Regions from separate parts of the Mus musculus genome. Here region 2 is linked to region 1. The links are chromatin loops, found by intact Hi-C in ENCODE. Cell type or tissue: left cerebral cortex. All regions are shown on one strand.

Evidence for each region. Hi-C counts contacts between places; a loop is a spot of excess contacts. Peaks named below come from ENCODE experiments on the same cell type or tissue, not always from the same donor. Only the 100,000 strongest peaks of a DNase experiment are listed, where the experiment ranks them.
Region 2: a loop joins it to region 1, with 3 times the contacts of the local background. A loop is called at or near these places in 2 of 42 quality-filtered maps.

Annotation. Positions count from the first base shown.
Region 1 is chr5:128,873,598-128,881,597 of GRCm38, reverse strand. The region is part of intron 1 of Rimbp2 (RIMS binding protein 2); the gene reads left to right. Among named protein-coding and RNA genes, the nearest start is that of Gm34057, 59 kb to the right of the region's middle. In left cerebral cortex, no CTCF peak of the experiment used is centred here; DNase peaks (open chromatin) are centred at 3,770, 3,977 and 4,427; H3K27ac peaks cover 1,528 bases.
Region 2 is chr5:128,805,331-128,813,330 of GRCm38, reverse strand. It overlaps Rimbp2 (RIMS binding protein 2), which reads left to right. Exons shown (of 21, transcript NM_001378900.1): 6 at 6,770-6,974. Among named protein-coding and RNA genes, the nearest start is that of Gm34057, 8.8 kb to the left of the region's middle. In left cerebral cortex, CTCF peaks have their summits at 21, 3,732, 4,386 and 4,587 (motif pointing left); DNase peaks (open chromatin) are centred at 4,353, 4,587, 5,608, 6,558 and 5 more places; H3K27ac peaks cover 5,637 bases.

The DNA.
Region 1 (8,000 bases):
AACCCCTCAATCTCTAAATCAAAAGGAGTGAGAGCTGTGAGCCTCTTACCTGGTTTTACATGGAGGTGTGTGGCCCCTAGTCGTTCATCTTGTGTTCAGCTGCTGGAATAAGAAAGACAAGCCTCTGCGTTACCCAATATTTTAAGAAGGGTTTAACAAGGCCCTGGGCACGCACTACCTCACAGTGATGAAGTTGATGGTGGTGATGATGGCAAAGATGCTTACGGTGATGATGGTGCACCAATGCTTGAAAAGTGCCTGATAGGTGTCAGGGACACACCCATCTCTGGAGGCAGATGTAGCAACAGGTTTGATTGAATTAGGGCTCTAAAGACAAAGACCAGGAAGTGGTCCTTCACACTGGTTATGGCCACAGCAGCTTGAGGTGGTTCTTACTGGTCTCAATAGCACAGTCACCACGATTAGAAACAATCCAGATGTTGCCATGAACAGGAAGGAACCATGAATAGGAAGCCACACCCCTCTCAAATTTCTCCCAGTGTCACAGCCAACTTGAGACACTTCCCTTTAAATAGGGCAGCAAAGTAGCTCGTAGCTATAATTCCAGCGCTTGAGAGATGGAGGGGCACAATAGTCTGTCATTAATTCATTGAACCTTACCAGCAATCAAAAAAAAAAAAAAAAAAAAAAAAAAAAAAAAAAAAGAAAGAGATCCTATTGCCCCACTTTGCAAGTCAGTAAAGCCAAGGACAGGGGTGTTCTGCCCCTGGTCACAAAGCACTCAGTGTGAATCTTGGACTTAGCATTAAGATCTGAACAAAGTGGATGAGACAGTTTCTCATCCTTTACAGCCCACGCAGCTTGTGCTCGTATTTTGATGCAGAATACACAAGATCAAGCAATGTCACACTGTCAGAGCCTGCTAGGATCATTGGTTGTTGTGGGACAATGGGCTATACACAGCAGGCCTAGTCTCCAGTCCAGTTGAGGTCTGAACCCTGGTAGAACCTGGTGGTGATAATTCACCTACATGGGACAGTAGGTGTTCCCTCATGTCTCCTGGACCCCTGGCTCCTGTCGAAGTTACTACCCCCACAGCCCCCACAGCCCCCACAGCCCCCACAGGAGAAGCGTAGCTTTTAGTCACGTAGGCAATGTCCCAAGCTTCTGACCTTCAGGCTAGACTCCTCCCAGTTACCTAGGAACAGTAAGATAACAAGCCCACCATAGGAGGGGCTGCTTGGCCCCACCTCACTCTCCTCTCACTCTCTTAGTCTCTCTCCTCACTCTATCTCTCTAACCTCTTACTCTAGCCTTTCTTCTCTCTCTCCTTTCCCCCCTTCTCTCCTCTTGGCCATGGCTGGTCTCTCTCTTCTCTCTTTTCCCCTGCCTTTCTACAATAAAGCTCTAAAACCATTGACTGTCTCTGTTCATCAAGGCCCGCTGTGCTTAGATGATGGGATAGGCTTTCTCCTAATGAGCCATTTCTAATCTCCTGATGGAAGGTTTTCCTATACTCCAGCCATGGACTGGACTTAGGACTCTCGCCTGCATGGGAACCTCTCTCCCTCTGCCGTCTCTCCCGTATCTCCTGATATAGGGGCTGCCCCTTGTCCACCCCTGTCGAGTGGGGTCAGTGGCTTAGATGCCCACCTGGGGCTGAGTGGAAAGCTGTCTGGCAGCCCTCCCATGTCTGCCTGCCCAGAGCACAGGAGCTCTGGCCGGATGTGGGCTCTCTCCCTCTCCCCTCTCCCTATCCCATCCCCAGGGCCCACAGGTTATGTTCTGTGTATACTTTATATATCCAGGCATTGTGGACCCATGATGGTGTGTGGGCTGCAATTGTCTCAGCTGTCTGTGCAATGAAAAGAAGGTGCAGAGCCATGATACAGAAGGTGGCTCAGGTGGAGAGAGGCCTCTCCGAGTTACGTGGCAGTGGCGTGGAGAGTGTATGTCAAGAAAGAACCCAGCAGGAAAAAAAGAAAGGTCTCTGAAAAAGACTCAGGAAAAAGGGGGAGGCTGAGCAGAGGCCTTGAGGAGTCAGCAAGGCTGTGGTATTTGAGAGGCAGAAACAATGTGTTGTCTGGAGCTAGGATGAGGGTAAGCAAGGTTGGAAGGGCAGGGCAGGGCAGGGCAGGGGAGGCTGGGGCAAAGCTGTGTGAGTTCAGAGTTTGGGTAGGCTTGTGGTTGCCAGTGGGATCCATGGAGGATACTTTAACAGAGATGGTGCTAAAGAGATGCTGAAGAAAGATGGCCAGGACAAAAGGACAGGTGAGGGGGCTGGGAATGGGAAGGCCAGCACCATGGACAGAGTCCTCTGGGCCTCCGCCCCAGCTCTGGGTGGTGATACACAGACCCTTCCTGCTCTGTAATTGATACACAGACAATGAGCTGCGGGTGCTCCAGAGGAACAGCAGCTAGGTATGAACAGAACAGGTACTTCCCTGTGGTATGTGGCACCCAGCTTGCTACCACCCAGCTTGCTGGCACTAGCCTTCCGCAGTACATAGATGATGTCATCAGCTCCCTTTCTTCCTTCTTTCCCCTCCTCTGCCTCTCATTCATTCATTTCTTTTGATAAAGGATCTCACCCTAGTCCAGGTTTCTTGGAAACTTATGGAACCCCCCTCCCCCACCCCCGCCCACGTCTCTCAAGTGCTGGAATTATAGCTACTCTTTGCTACTTCATTTAAAATGTCTTAAGTCAGTTGCGCTACTGAGGGAAATTTGAGAGGGGTGTGGCTTCCTATTCATGGTCCCTTCCTGTTCATGGCAACATCTGGATTGTTTCTAATCGTGGTGACTGTGCTATTGAGACCAGTAAGAACCACTGCAGGCAGCTGTGGCCATAACCAGCATGAAGGACCACTTCCTGGTGTTTGTCTTTAGAGCCCTAATCCAATCAAACCTGTTGCTATGCCGGTCTCCCTAGTCGGGCATGTCACCGTCCCTGTTTTATAGATGAGAAAACTCAGAGACTTGGAGTGCTGGGTTTGAACTCAGTGCACAGAGAGGCCTCAGGCTGTGGCCTATGCTCAGGACAGTGTGGTGCTCCCCTGCCCAGGGAGACTGCGGTGCAGTGTGACCTATCCCAGCCTCCGTGCCCTGGCGGAGCCGTTCCTCATTTCCCACCAGAATAGCCTCATTAGCTCCCCCCCACCCCTGACATCTCATCTTAGATTTATTTTATTTTGTGTGTATGAGTGTCTTGCCTGTATCCATTTCTGTGTTCCACATGTCTGAGGTGCCTGAGGAAGTAGTGAGCCTCCATGTGGGTGCTGGGGATCGAACCCTGGTCCTTTGGTAAGAACACCAAGTACTCTTAATTACTAAGCTAACTCTCCAACCCCTGTTAGTCACTTAAAAAAACCAAAACAAAACAAAACAAAAACCACAACTCTCTCCTTCCCGCCTTCTTGATAAGGTCTCACTCTAGCTCAAGCTAGCCCTGAACTCACTATGCAGTAAAGGGTGGTTTGAAACTCATGGCTTATCCCCCTGCCTCAGACCCTGAAGTACTGGGATTTCAGGCATGGGTCACCGAGCCTGGCTCATTCTTCAATCCAAGGCTGGCTCATTCTTCAGTCTTTGGCCCCGGCTGAGCACAAAGTGCTTATTCTTCCCTCCTGGCTGTGGTGTCAGCTATTTTCCCTGGGAAGGTCTCTGCCTCCTGGCCCTGAGCCTGCCGGGCTGTGATGAATCTTGCAATCTCTCCCCTGGTGTGATGCGTTTAGGATTGGGGCTTCGTTTATGGCATGTGGCGCCCGCATATGCCTAGGCAGCTCCGACTGCCGCTTCCAGCAGCTTGTGCTAAAGAGCTTGTGCCACCCTCTCAGACTGCCAGCGCCACGCCTCCCCCCCTCTCTCCCTCTCTCTCTCTCTCTCTCTCTCTCTCTCTCTCTCTCTCTCACCTCTTCTTAATCCTCCTCTCTGCAGCTTTCCAGGCCCAGCGGGACACTTGGCCAGGAGGAGCAGCACCATTTGGCTTGATTCTCTCTTTCTTGGGCAATGACTTTGGTCTCAGTATGAGCAAGTGCGTGCATTATGCACCCCCAGGCACCATCTGCCTCTGCTGGAGGAGGTAAACACCTCCGCTTGGCTCCAGAGTCGTCACTACGTGGCTTGAGCCGGCTGAGCTGCTCTTGGGGCTTGGGGAACAACCTACCGAGACCACAGATTTGTGTGGTGTGGAAGCCACAGTTCACAGTGGGCCCCGATAGTGTTAGAACCATTTCCTTTGTGGGTAGGTGCAATGGTCTTGTCCCCCTGGCATAAAGCTATACCCTCCCTCTGCCTGCTGACCCAGCCATCCTGCTCCCTGCCTCCCTTTTCCTACTTCCTCTTTTCCTTATCACACCCTGCTTTGGTCCTACGGTGTTCAAATCTGCCTTAAAGGGCCCAGAAAGCTCAAAGAGATACCCTTTTTTCATGCTCAAAGTAAGATCCAAGGTTTTCAGCACTGTCCATGGGACACGCCCACCGGTGGCTCCTCCCTCTCCCCTATGATCCGCCCCTAGTCTGTCCAGCCTAGTCACACCAGAGGCTTACCGGTCTTCCAGTCTGTCTCCAGTTTGTGTCTTCACCAGCACAACTTCTGGCTGCAACCCTCTACTTCCTTGAAGTGCCACACCAACTTCTTCTTTATCCCAATTGGCTTCCCAGCTTCTCTGGCATGGTGTCGTGGTAAGCTGCCATCTGGGGGAGGAAGACATGGGGGTGGGGGTTATTTTCAACCACTAGATGCCAGAGGATGTGGGTCAGACAGAGACTCTTGTGGTTGCCCTTGGGGACTGATGTGAGCTGAGGCAGGGTGGTCCTTGCTGCCTGCCTGCCTAACCCATCCTTTCTGTTCCTTAGCACGATTATGATTTTGCATTATTCTCCCTGGTTTGTATGTTATAGCCACTGTGGTTGGTCTTTTCCATCAATGAGAGTGGTACTTCTCTAGGGTGATGCCCGGTGCCTGGAACAGACCTGGTGGTTGCGGGCCTGTATCCGGGCAATTGCATATGATAGAGGCGTCCAGTGCAGCAGTGCTTATGACAATGGCAACAGATTGGGACAAGGGTGTGCACATTGCTAGGCATGGGACTGTTTCTGTTGTTCACCAGGGCTGTTGATTCTTTGATCTCCATGGCATATGGCATGCTGTGGTGATAAGTGACCCCCTGCTTCTACAACCTTCACAGCCTGGGGAAGCTTGCTTCTCACTCCCTCCTCCTGCCCATTTGGATTGGCTGGGACCTATGCTCACTGCCACTGACCCAGAGGGACCCAGACTCATCTGGTGTTTTCCACCAGGGAAAGGCATTTAGATGACCTGGTCTCCAGTCTCTGGTGGTCAGACCGTCTGCTACACTGTGTTAAGAATGGGCTATCCATCCCATCCTGTGAAGGCCTCCTGGGAGCAGAAAGACCCAATGTAGGCTTAGCAGCAGGGTGACTGGCACAGAGCTTGGGAAAGGAGCACTGATCTAAGGGTGAGGGTGGAGATACAGATGTGGCCATTAGGGGCCACCAGGCACTTTTTCCACATCTAGCAGGGGACACACTGGTGTCTTCCCATGAGCCCAGCAGCCATAGTCTTGTTTGTCAGATAGAGATGAGTTCTCTCCTGAAGCCTTCAGAGGCCCGCTGCTAGTGCCCAGGTCACCAAGACCTTTGGTCTGCAATCAGGGAAGGTCACTCACCCACAGTGTTCCTTGATGTAAAACCAGAGCAGCAATCACACCTGCCACTTTTTAAAAGGGAAGCCACTTTCCCCTGGGGTTTCTTTATCTCTTAGTCCTGGACTCTCCCAGGCTGGAGTTTCACAAATGGGCCAGGAAGAGCTCTTCTTCTACCTTCGTAGGCTTTCCCACGTTTAGAACAAGTGAACTCAGGCCATGAGAAAAATCACTGTGAAGCTGGAGACAGGAGGTTCATCTGAGGTCCAGGATAAGTTCAAGGCCAGCTTGGGCAACTTTTTAAGTCTGTTTCAAAATAAAAAATAAAGAATTTGAGGTGTGGCAGCCAAGGTGTGGTGGTGCACACCTTTAATCCCAGCACTCAAGAGGCAGAAGTAGGTGGATCTCTGTGAGTTTGAGACCAGCCTGGTCTATACAATGAGTTCCAGGACAGCCAGGCCTACACAGAGAAACCCTGTCTTTAAATTAATAAATAATAATAATAATAATAATAATAATAATAATAATAATAATAATAATAAAGTTTGTTGAGATATAGCTCATTGGTAAACTACTTGTCTAGCATGCATGAAACCCTGGGTTCAGTTGTCATCACTAATTAATGACCAACCAAAAAAAATGACTAATGAATTTAGGAAGCCCATCTCTCCTGAGCTGAATCTCTGTTAAACATACGTGTGGGAGGGTGATGCGACCCACTGGCTGTTTAAAAGGGGAGGCTGTCTGCTGAGATGGTGGCAGGGAGCAACTCAGGTGTGGTAATATGGTGACACCTGCAACCAATACTGAGCCAGTATTCAAGTGGGAGACCTCAGCATGGGATTAAGTAAACATTACAAGCAAGATAATTCTCCGGGACCAGGCACAGCAAGGTGTTTGCTTAAATTTTCAAAAGCTATTGGCACTGAACTCAAACATTTTTAATGCTACCTCGCTCCTGGGTCGACACTTTCCTAGGTCAGTCCCTGTGTATTTTGCCTCCTTATGTCTTGGAAAGGCTTCATTAAGATCCTGGAGAAAGGGGCTGGAAAGATGGCTTAGTGGTTAAGAGCCTCAGTTACCAGCACCAATGTAGATAGACTCACACCTGAATGAAACAAGGAAATTGGAAGGGAAGGGAAAAGGGAAGGGAAGGGAAAAGGGAAGGGAGACAGGGAAGGGAAGGGAAAAGGGAAAAGGGAAAAGGGAGACAGGGAAGGGAGACAGGGAAGGGAAGGGAGACAGGGAAGGGAGACAGACAGGGAAGGGAGACAAGGAAGGGAGACAGGGAAGGGAGACAGGGAAGGGAGACAGGGAAGGGAGACAGGGAAGGGAAGGGAAGGGAAGGGAAGGGAAGGGAAGGGAAGGGAAGGGAAGGGAAGGGAAGGGAAGGGAAGGGAAGGGAAGAAGAAGGACAGGGAAGGGAAGGAGGAGGACAGGACACACCTGCTGCTATAGATGGTGGAGGAGAATTCGAATTTAGCTGGGCGATGGTGGCACACGCCTTTATTAATCCCAGCACTCAGGAGGCAGAGGCAGGCGGATTTCTGAGTTTGAGGCCAGCCTGGTCTACAAAGTGAGTTTCAGGACAGCCAGGGCTATACAGAGAAACCCTGTCTGGAGGGGGGGGGTAGAGAATTCTAATTTACTATAGATATGTGGGAGAGCAGAGCCAGAGGCAGGAACATCTGGGAGAGTCGAGTATGGAGATGACTCTGAGCCTTATGAGGAAAAGGGAGATGGGAACCAGGTGCAGTAGGGGAAAGGATCAGGTAACCAGATGGGTGATTATGTAGAGAAGGGTAGCCCAGAGGGTATGCTAGCCAGGAGGACCCTGTAACTGGTAGGCACTGAGGAATAGCAGGGTGTCTGGGTCGCTTGCTTTGATATGTTAAATAGGCACCTCAGTCATTTGTCCCAGGTTTGAAACTTAACCTCTGCCTCTAGAAAAGCCTACATCTTCTGGATGCTGTGGGCACTGCATGCACATACACACTCTCTCCCACACACATAGTTAAAAATAAGAAAGAATTGGAGAGACTGACCGGATCTTACCCTATAGACCTTTTATTTTTATTTTTTAAATTAATTTGTTTACAAGTATGGGTGTTTTGCCTCCATGTATGTCTGTGTACTATGTTCAGGGCCTAGTGGTGCCTGCAGAGGCAAGGTATAGGTGTTGAGTCCCCTGGAGTTAGAGATGGTTGTAGACCGCCATATGGTTCCTGGGAATGGGACCCAGTCCTTCTGGAAGAACAGGCCAGGATGCTTAACCACTGAGCCTTCTCTGTAGCACCCTGCTGACCTGTTATCTGGTATTCAGGACCACTAACAATGAGGCACACGATTTGACCGCTTCTTTCACAGGGTTTG
Region 2 (8,000 bases), 68 kb after region 1:
TAGCTGTTCTCATCGAGCCACAAGGCGGCGCTTTTCCTACACTTAATGTTGGGTTGTTCCTAGGGATGCCATCCTCTAAGGGGTGGCATAGGGGGACAGTGCCGAAGCTTTGCGCTCCTGCTGGGGAGACACTTGCAGGATCGGAGAAGGGGGGGGGTCTCAAACAGCAGTTCCCAACCTTCCTAAATGCTGGAACCCTTTAATCAGTTCTTCACATTGTGGCGAGCACCGCCCACCCCCACCCCCCCACCCCCGCCCAGCCCCTGCAATCATACAATTGTTTTTGTTGCTATTTCATAACTGTAATTTTGCTACTATTATAAATCATAATGTAAATATCTCGTATGCAGGGTATCTGATATATGGCCCCCAAAGAGGTCACAACCCTCAGGTTGGAAACCACTGGTCTAGGAGCCAAAGTGGTTAATGCTGTACCAGCCACTGATGGGATCTTTGTCCCTGTGGAAGTGGCCATCTGAGCCACATGTAGATCTTCCTGAATGGTCCCGAGGATCTGGAAGCAAAACAGCCACCAGGTCCCATCATCTGGGGTGGCACACAGAGTGCCTGCTCCTGGTCTGTGACTTTGGTCCTGGGTGGGTCTTCTTAGAGAATGGTAGATAGGTAGAGGGATGGTGAGAACTCGGTGTCCTTGGGGGGTCCTTGCCAGTCATTCCTCATGCAGAGTGAGTAGTTAGCCAGCGGTCACGCTGTGAGGCAGGCAGTAGTGAACTGGACAGACTGTGTAGCTCCCCAGGCTACCTGCTGCCAGGGAAGGTAGGATTTCCATGGAATCGTAAAATGACCCTTTCCCCAGGGGAGGAGCTGCTACTGCTGAAAACAGAGTGTGTGCACATCTTATGCCACCCCTTGGAATCTATAGCTCCCCCAGGAAAGGTTCTGTGGTCACTATCCCATGAGCTGATCTTGATCGTTGGAAATTTCCCATTAGTTAGATCAAGAGGGATATGTGTGTCGGATGCCAGAAAAACGCAGGTCTTGGGAGAATGGAACGGGCCACCTCCAGATGGACATCTATCTTCCTGGGGGACAGTTTAGTCTCACCTCCCCTGGCAGGAAAGAGTCCCTTTCTTTAGCTGCCCTGAAATGTACAGACTTGGTTGCCTGTGTCACTCCAGTCTCCTGCTGAGTTATCACTGCAGCTGGTAGCCTGTGTTTTGAGCTTACGCCTGCTAACATCTACGACACAACATGCCTTTGTTCAGAAGCTGGGGTGGGCCATTTATTTGGCCATGGGCTGTCCTGAGCACTGTCTACTTCATTTACACCATCTCTCTGTAATTGTCTCGTCTGGCTCGCCACCCAGAACACCCTGGACTGCATGCAGGTATTCAGTGTGGCTTGTCCTCTCGAACATGTGCTCTGTGGTACTTTCCCTAGGCGGGCAGCTCTGAGCCCTGGGTCTGCTCATCCTCCTCCTCTCTCCCTTCTATGGAGCACCTTGAGGGTCTAACACTACAAAGGGACCTGGTGTGGGTGTGGACCAGGACTCCGCAGCCTGGTGCCAGCAGAGGAGTGGGCATAGGAATACGAAAACGCTTTCTTGGAGTGCTGAGCTGACCCTGTGCACACATCTCCCTGCCGCTGGCCAGTGGTATGAATTCAGATGACCATGGGCGAGAGGCTGGGACTGCTATTCCTTGGGGTTGGTTTGTGGTTGGGAGGGACTGGCAGTATGCCTAGAATTCCATTATGGGTCATCAGAATTCATTCTGGCTCCTCCTATCCATCCCGAGCCAACAGCAAGCTCCTTCCATAGGGGAGAGCCACTCTGCTTTCTTTCCAATTGTCCCCCAGTGTGGCCCCTGGCTCAGACCAGACACTGGTACTGAAGTCAGAGAGGGGTAGCTTCCCTACCTGCCAGATGAGGGGCTTTCAATGCTAGACTGATCATCATGGCATCTCTGGGAGCTTGTCACAAGTCTCGATCCCCAGGCCCAGGAAGAGCACAGATGGACCTCTGCCTTATGCAGCCTTGCAGGGTCCCACGAGGATGGGGCTGAGCCACACGTAGGAGGTGGCGTCAAGCTAGTTGATGGGAATGAGGGACACTTGAAGTCTTGACCAACGCATAATTGATAAGCCCAGGCCCCGCAGCCCAGCCTGGATCCCATCTTAGCACTGTGGAGAGACAGGGACCAAGTCCCTCACGCTAGTTGTCAGGACCCCCTCTAAGGGTGGGTATCTTCAGAGTATATCAGGCACCCTAGATGTCGCCTGGGTGACCATCTTTAGGCAGCCTGCAGCCCTGAAGTATGAGCAGTGTGGCTGCATTGGAGGCTATGTACTGTTAACACTGAAGCCCTTTGCATACCCACCAGCTCTGTAGATATTTGCAGAACTGATTCCCAGAGGGTGCAGGGGGATGGGGTGGGGAGATTGCCATGCAGGACACCTGAGAGAATGCCAGGTTCAGGAGTGATCGTTCCCATCATTCAGGCGGGGACCCCGAGAGCAAGAAGAGGCAGGGTCCCCAACACACAGACAACTGCGTTCCTCTCCTCACAGTAGGTGAAGTTGGGGTCAGCTGTCTTGCTGAGTTACAAGGGAGCTCTAGGGAATGCTGGCCCTTAGTTCATTTGCTCCTGGCAGGAAGGACAAGTGTGCGTGGTGGCATCGCCTCTCTGGCACTGAGAAATGTCATACATAGCTCATAGCCAGAATGATGTATAGGAAAGAACACAGTGTTTGTGGGCAGTGTCAGGGTGAGAGCAAGGGGTCTGGGCCCTGAGGATGGGGTCATTTCCACAGAGATCTGTTTCTATGGCAACAATGATAGATGAATGAGACTCCACGTGCTTGTAGGTAACTCTGCAGGTGATCTCTGCATGTCCCATTGTCTTTAATTGGAGAAATGTCCTTTACCTTCAAAGCTACCTTAGCTTGGACACTAGCCCAGCATGCAGCCCCACACCTCGGAGGAGGAAAGTCAGAGAAACGCCTGTGGAGGAGGCAGGAAAGCCGGCAGTCACGTCTTGGGATATTTGCCTCTGGCTTTTAAATGCTCCGCTTGCATTTGCAAGCTGCTGCACTTATTCCAATTATAGAACGCTTTGCCATCTGCCACCACCACGGTCCTGGTCACAGCACAGACCCCTCCATCCCCCGCCTGCAGGTGGTGCTTCTCTGAGAGGCTTGGGCTGGCCCATCAGGGAAGAGTGGGTGGGTGTGTCCGTGAAGCTGAGGGAACACACAGAGGCAAGGTTCCCATCATGCAACGGAGAGAGACTCCACAATGCTCCAGATAAACTGAGATAAACACCACGGTGTTGAAGCAGTAGCCGGGAGCAGCACAGGCCTCTGCAGTTCCTTTCAGAGTGCCCCAGGAAGTGGGTGACATACAAGCTATCAGAGCTAACCAGTGAGTGGCCCAGACATGCATTGGCTGCAGCCAGGGAAGGCTGGGGGCTATGTGCACATAGCCTCCTGAGGAGCGATCAACAGGGACACATGGGGACTTGAGGCTTCTGTGGGCTCTTCCTCTTTACGGCTGGAAACTCCTGAGGCCCAAGTTGGCATCCTGCCTTTTCAAAGCAGAGAGAGCAGCCGAAGGCTTGGGAAAGAAAGATAGTGTTCATCAGGGTGGCCTGGCACAACACTTGGATTCTCTGTCTCCTCTGACCTAGAAAACCAGGCCCTTCCACTCCATTTCAGTTCACTGAGGCTCACCCCCAAAGCCAGGCCCACTGTAGCGCCCCTAGTGGACGCACTTTGCAAAGCAAACAATTACCTACACAGCAGGGACATTGGTCTGCTGGCTGCAGTTGGTTCTACCCAGAAGCCCCTGCTCTCTTGAACACACGCATCTCCACCGTCAGGTCCCTGCATGCTTACCAGAGGGAAAGCTGCAAGTCAAACATACCCCAGGCAACTGGGTCTGCTAAACAGTGTCTAGACACAAAGACTGTTAAAAACTGTAGCCTTTGGGGCTAGAGAGATGGCTCAGTGCTTAAGAGCACTAAACTGCTCTTCCAGAGGTCCCGAGTTCAATTCCCAGCAACCACATGGTGGCTCATGACCATATGTCATGGGATCCTATGCCCTCTTCTGGTGTGTCTGAAGATAGCTGCAGTGTAATCACATAAAATAAATATTTAAAAGAAAAATTATCCTAGCCATGGCTACCGTCTCCAGGACAGCAAGCTGTCATTACCCTGTGCCTTGTTCATTCACGTATGGGACAGTGCTCGAATACGTGAGCCAACTCTGTGTTTAAATACCTTAATTATTTTATTTTATGTTGTATAGGTGTTTTGTGAGGTTGTATACCATGTGCCTGCAATGCCCACAGAGGCCAGAAGAGGGCGCTGGACTGATTGGAACTCAAGTTACAAACAGTTGTGTGTTTCTGCGTGGGTGCTGGGAATTGAACCCAGGCTGTCTGGAACAGCAGCCAATGTTTGTAACCACTGAGCCATTTCTCCAGCCCCACCTTTAAACACTTTGAATTTCAGTAACCAATACCATCTTTTTGCACTCCTTGTGCTTAGGAAAAAGTATGGCTATAAGGCTAGCATACAACAGGTCCACGTGTCTCTGGGGCCTCTGGACTGGCTGCTGGCGCCCTCTAGAGGCCAAACTGGGCCATGAGTACCCATAGAGCTAGAGGAATGGGCCAGACCCGATGTCTGAGCTGGTGATGCTCTCTGAATGCAGAGCCCCAGTCAATGCTCCCTGACCATCCCTAGCTTTGGAAGAGTGAAACACTACTTATTCATCTCTGAGGGCATAGCTTCTCTCTATCCGTATACCATCTGTATCAACCTTTTTATTCAGTAATAACTTTGGACTCATTAGAGCTTTAAAAAGCAGCAGGGACACTTTTTATAAGCTCCACCCCTCCCAGGTACCCCGGCCAAAGTATTTTGCCCCATCAGAGCAAGTCCAGGACCTGAGGCTGGAACGGTGCCAATCAGCCAAGCTACAGCTGGCCTCGGACCTCACCACCCACTTGGCTCTCTTCTCATAGTATAGTTCTAGAGTCCCATTGCTGTTGCAGACCTGCATGGTTACAATCCAATGTCTTGCATCTTCTGCCACCAGAGGACACCTACTCATGTTGCCCCTGAATAGTCACACCCTCCCGCAACCTGACGAGCACTGAACTGTTCCCGAATGCATAGCATTGAAATTTTGTGGTGTGGATGGAGAGTCCTCCTGCCTTTCGTTCCTTGGGTCTGGTTATATGCGTAGGATGCTTAAGAGGTGCTTTTTGGAGTGTCAGAGGATACAGGTGCTATCTCCTGCTCACCCTCGTACCCAGGAACCCCACTGGCCTCTGTGGGTACTCATGGCCCAGTTTGGTTACTCAGATGATCTGATGGCTTTCCCCTCATGGGGACATTTGATGCCACTCCCTCTGATGACCCTACCCTCATGTAGGATTCTTGGATGCGTTAAGTAGGAGTGGAGCCGCTAGGGCCCACGGATCCTGAAGTCATCATCCCACACATGGATTCTGCCCTTGGAATCACACTTGTCCTCACAGATCTCCCCAAAGCTCTCCAGGGCCCACCTGTGCCACAGAGCCCAGAGGTTCGGTCCCTTGCCGTCCTCTGAGGCGACTGCTATCTTAAGCCAACCCCATTCAGCTTTTTAAAAAGAGGAACCCTGCTGATTTTTTTTTAATGAATTGAAGAAATTAATTATAGGCTTGGGATCCGTTGTGGTTATTTTTGGAAACCCGTGATCGCAGACATAAATAGCACCCGGTTCTGGATGAAAGAGCTGAGAGACTTAATGCTTATGGCACAAGGAAGAGGGAGAGGAGGGAGAGGAGGAGGAGGGGGAAGGAGGGGAGGATAAAGAGGTGGGGAAAGAGGTAAAGGAGGAGGAAGAAGAAAGGATGCGGAAACTCTGCAAGAGCGGGGAGAGGATGTAGATTAGAAAGAAAAGAGATAAAGAAAGAGGAGCAAGAGGAGGAGGAGGAGGAGGAGGAGGAACCATGTCCACTCCTGAGCCATGGATCAAGCCAGGTAGCAGACTGACTCAGCCATTTCCCCCCTACATTCCCACATGCCTGCAATAAAACAAGAATCTATTGAGCACCAGCTAGATACCTATGTTTGTATCAAATTCTTCTGAGAGCAGCAGGAAGCACACAGATTAAACCCTCTGTACGAGCCACACAGCACTCAGGAACAGCCTACCACACCTGTGCCCAAGGAGGGAGCTTGCTGGCTGCCCTTTTCTTCCATGTGTTTGCCTGCCTGAAAGGTTCTTGTCTTTCCCTAGGCGTCATGGTGGTGTTAGCTAATGACAGTGGCGTTTCTAACCCAGTACCACGTAGATACTCCCTGGTGTGGCTGCCAGCTGTGTTCTTCAGGGGTCTTCAGGCCCATGGGATGGACACCCACTGAGATGGCATGGCATGATGGGTTGGTAGCTGGGCTGCTCCCAAGTCAGAACTGTTTCAGCCGTACGCTCCAAATACCAAACAGTCATGCCAACCACAAAGTGCCCAGGCTGCACACAGAGCCTGGAACAATCCACACTTGGCTGGGAGTTGAGCGATGGCAAGATTTCTTGGCACATGTGGCTCCTCATGGTGGCCAACAGCCAGGCTGCCTGTGAGGCTGGGCTCCCAGACGCTGCTGTTCTGTGGAGGTGGAAGCAGACCCTGCCACACACAAGCGCACAGCCTATCATATGCACGCACACTCACATTCTTAAAAGGCACACATGCCCTGAGCACATCTGCACCACTGACTATCCCTTCGTTGATCGCTGTTCTGCCTCTGCTGTGCAGTCCAAGGTCCGAGAGCTGGAAGAGAAATGCCGTGTGCAGAGTGAGCAGTTTAACTTGTTGTCCCGGGACCTGGAAAAGTTCCGGCAACACACTGGGAGTATTGACCTGCTGGGCAGCAGCTCAGTGGCCCTGCTGGATGTTCCCTTGGCCCCTGGCAAGCCTTTCCCTCAGTACATGAATGGACTAGCCACCTCCATCCACAAAGGTAAGTGATGGGTGCTCCCAACGGTTCTGGGAGGGTGCCTGTGGCTGAGAGTATAAGGACCTACTGCAGCAGGACTGTGGACAACCCAGGTTGCTCATTCGTAGAGTGGTTTGGATACTCCCATTCTCCCTGTGTTGGGGGAAGCATGTTTGTGTGGGTAAAGATGCACATGCAGGTGTGAGTACATGCATGTAGAGAGCAGAGGTCAACCTCTGGTGGTGTTCCCCAGGAACCATCCACCTTGCTTTTGTAAGTCAGGTATCTCATTGGTCTGGGGTTTGCTGATTAGCCTAGATGAGTATGAATGAACTCTAGGGATCTGATGGTCTCCGTGGCCCCAGGGGTGTGCTGGGATTATGGGGTATGTTGCCATGTCTAGCTTCTTGCATGGGTGCTGGAGACAGAAGTGAATTCCTCATTCAGGTTTAGCAAACACTATCAATTAAGCTATCCTCGAGCCCCTCCCTCCAGATTAAAGGCTCATACTTGTAATCCAGCATTTGAGAGACTGATGCCAGAGAATTTCAGCTACTTCCGGAACAGCCTTGGCTATATTGCAAGACCCTGTCTTAAAAACAAAACCCCAAATTGTTGACTTCTTTTAATTAAGAGAGCTGAATGCCAGACTTCCTTTTGTAGCTGTATTAAGATAATTTCCAATCTCTCCTGGTCCTTATCAAAATGGAGAAGTGCTTCTGGTGCTATTATTATTATCATTGTTGTTGTTATAAAACTAGGCAATGCTTGTTGTTCTGTGTCATCATCAATGGGGTTCTTCCCCTCAGCCTCTCAGCTTTGAACCTTTCCTTCTAACTCTTGCATTGCAGAGACTGACAAACAACATCAGTAGCTGTTGCTATGAGAAACAAGATGGATGGGATGGGACAGCCCACACCCCTCTCTTTGTTTACTGAGCCTTGTGCACCCAGGAGGTGTCTGGGTGCCAAGGCTGTGAAGTCTGTTAAATGACAGGGTCCCATGGGAAGCCCTGCTCAGATGCAAGATGTCAGATAGGCTATAAGGTGG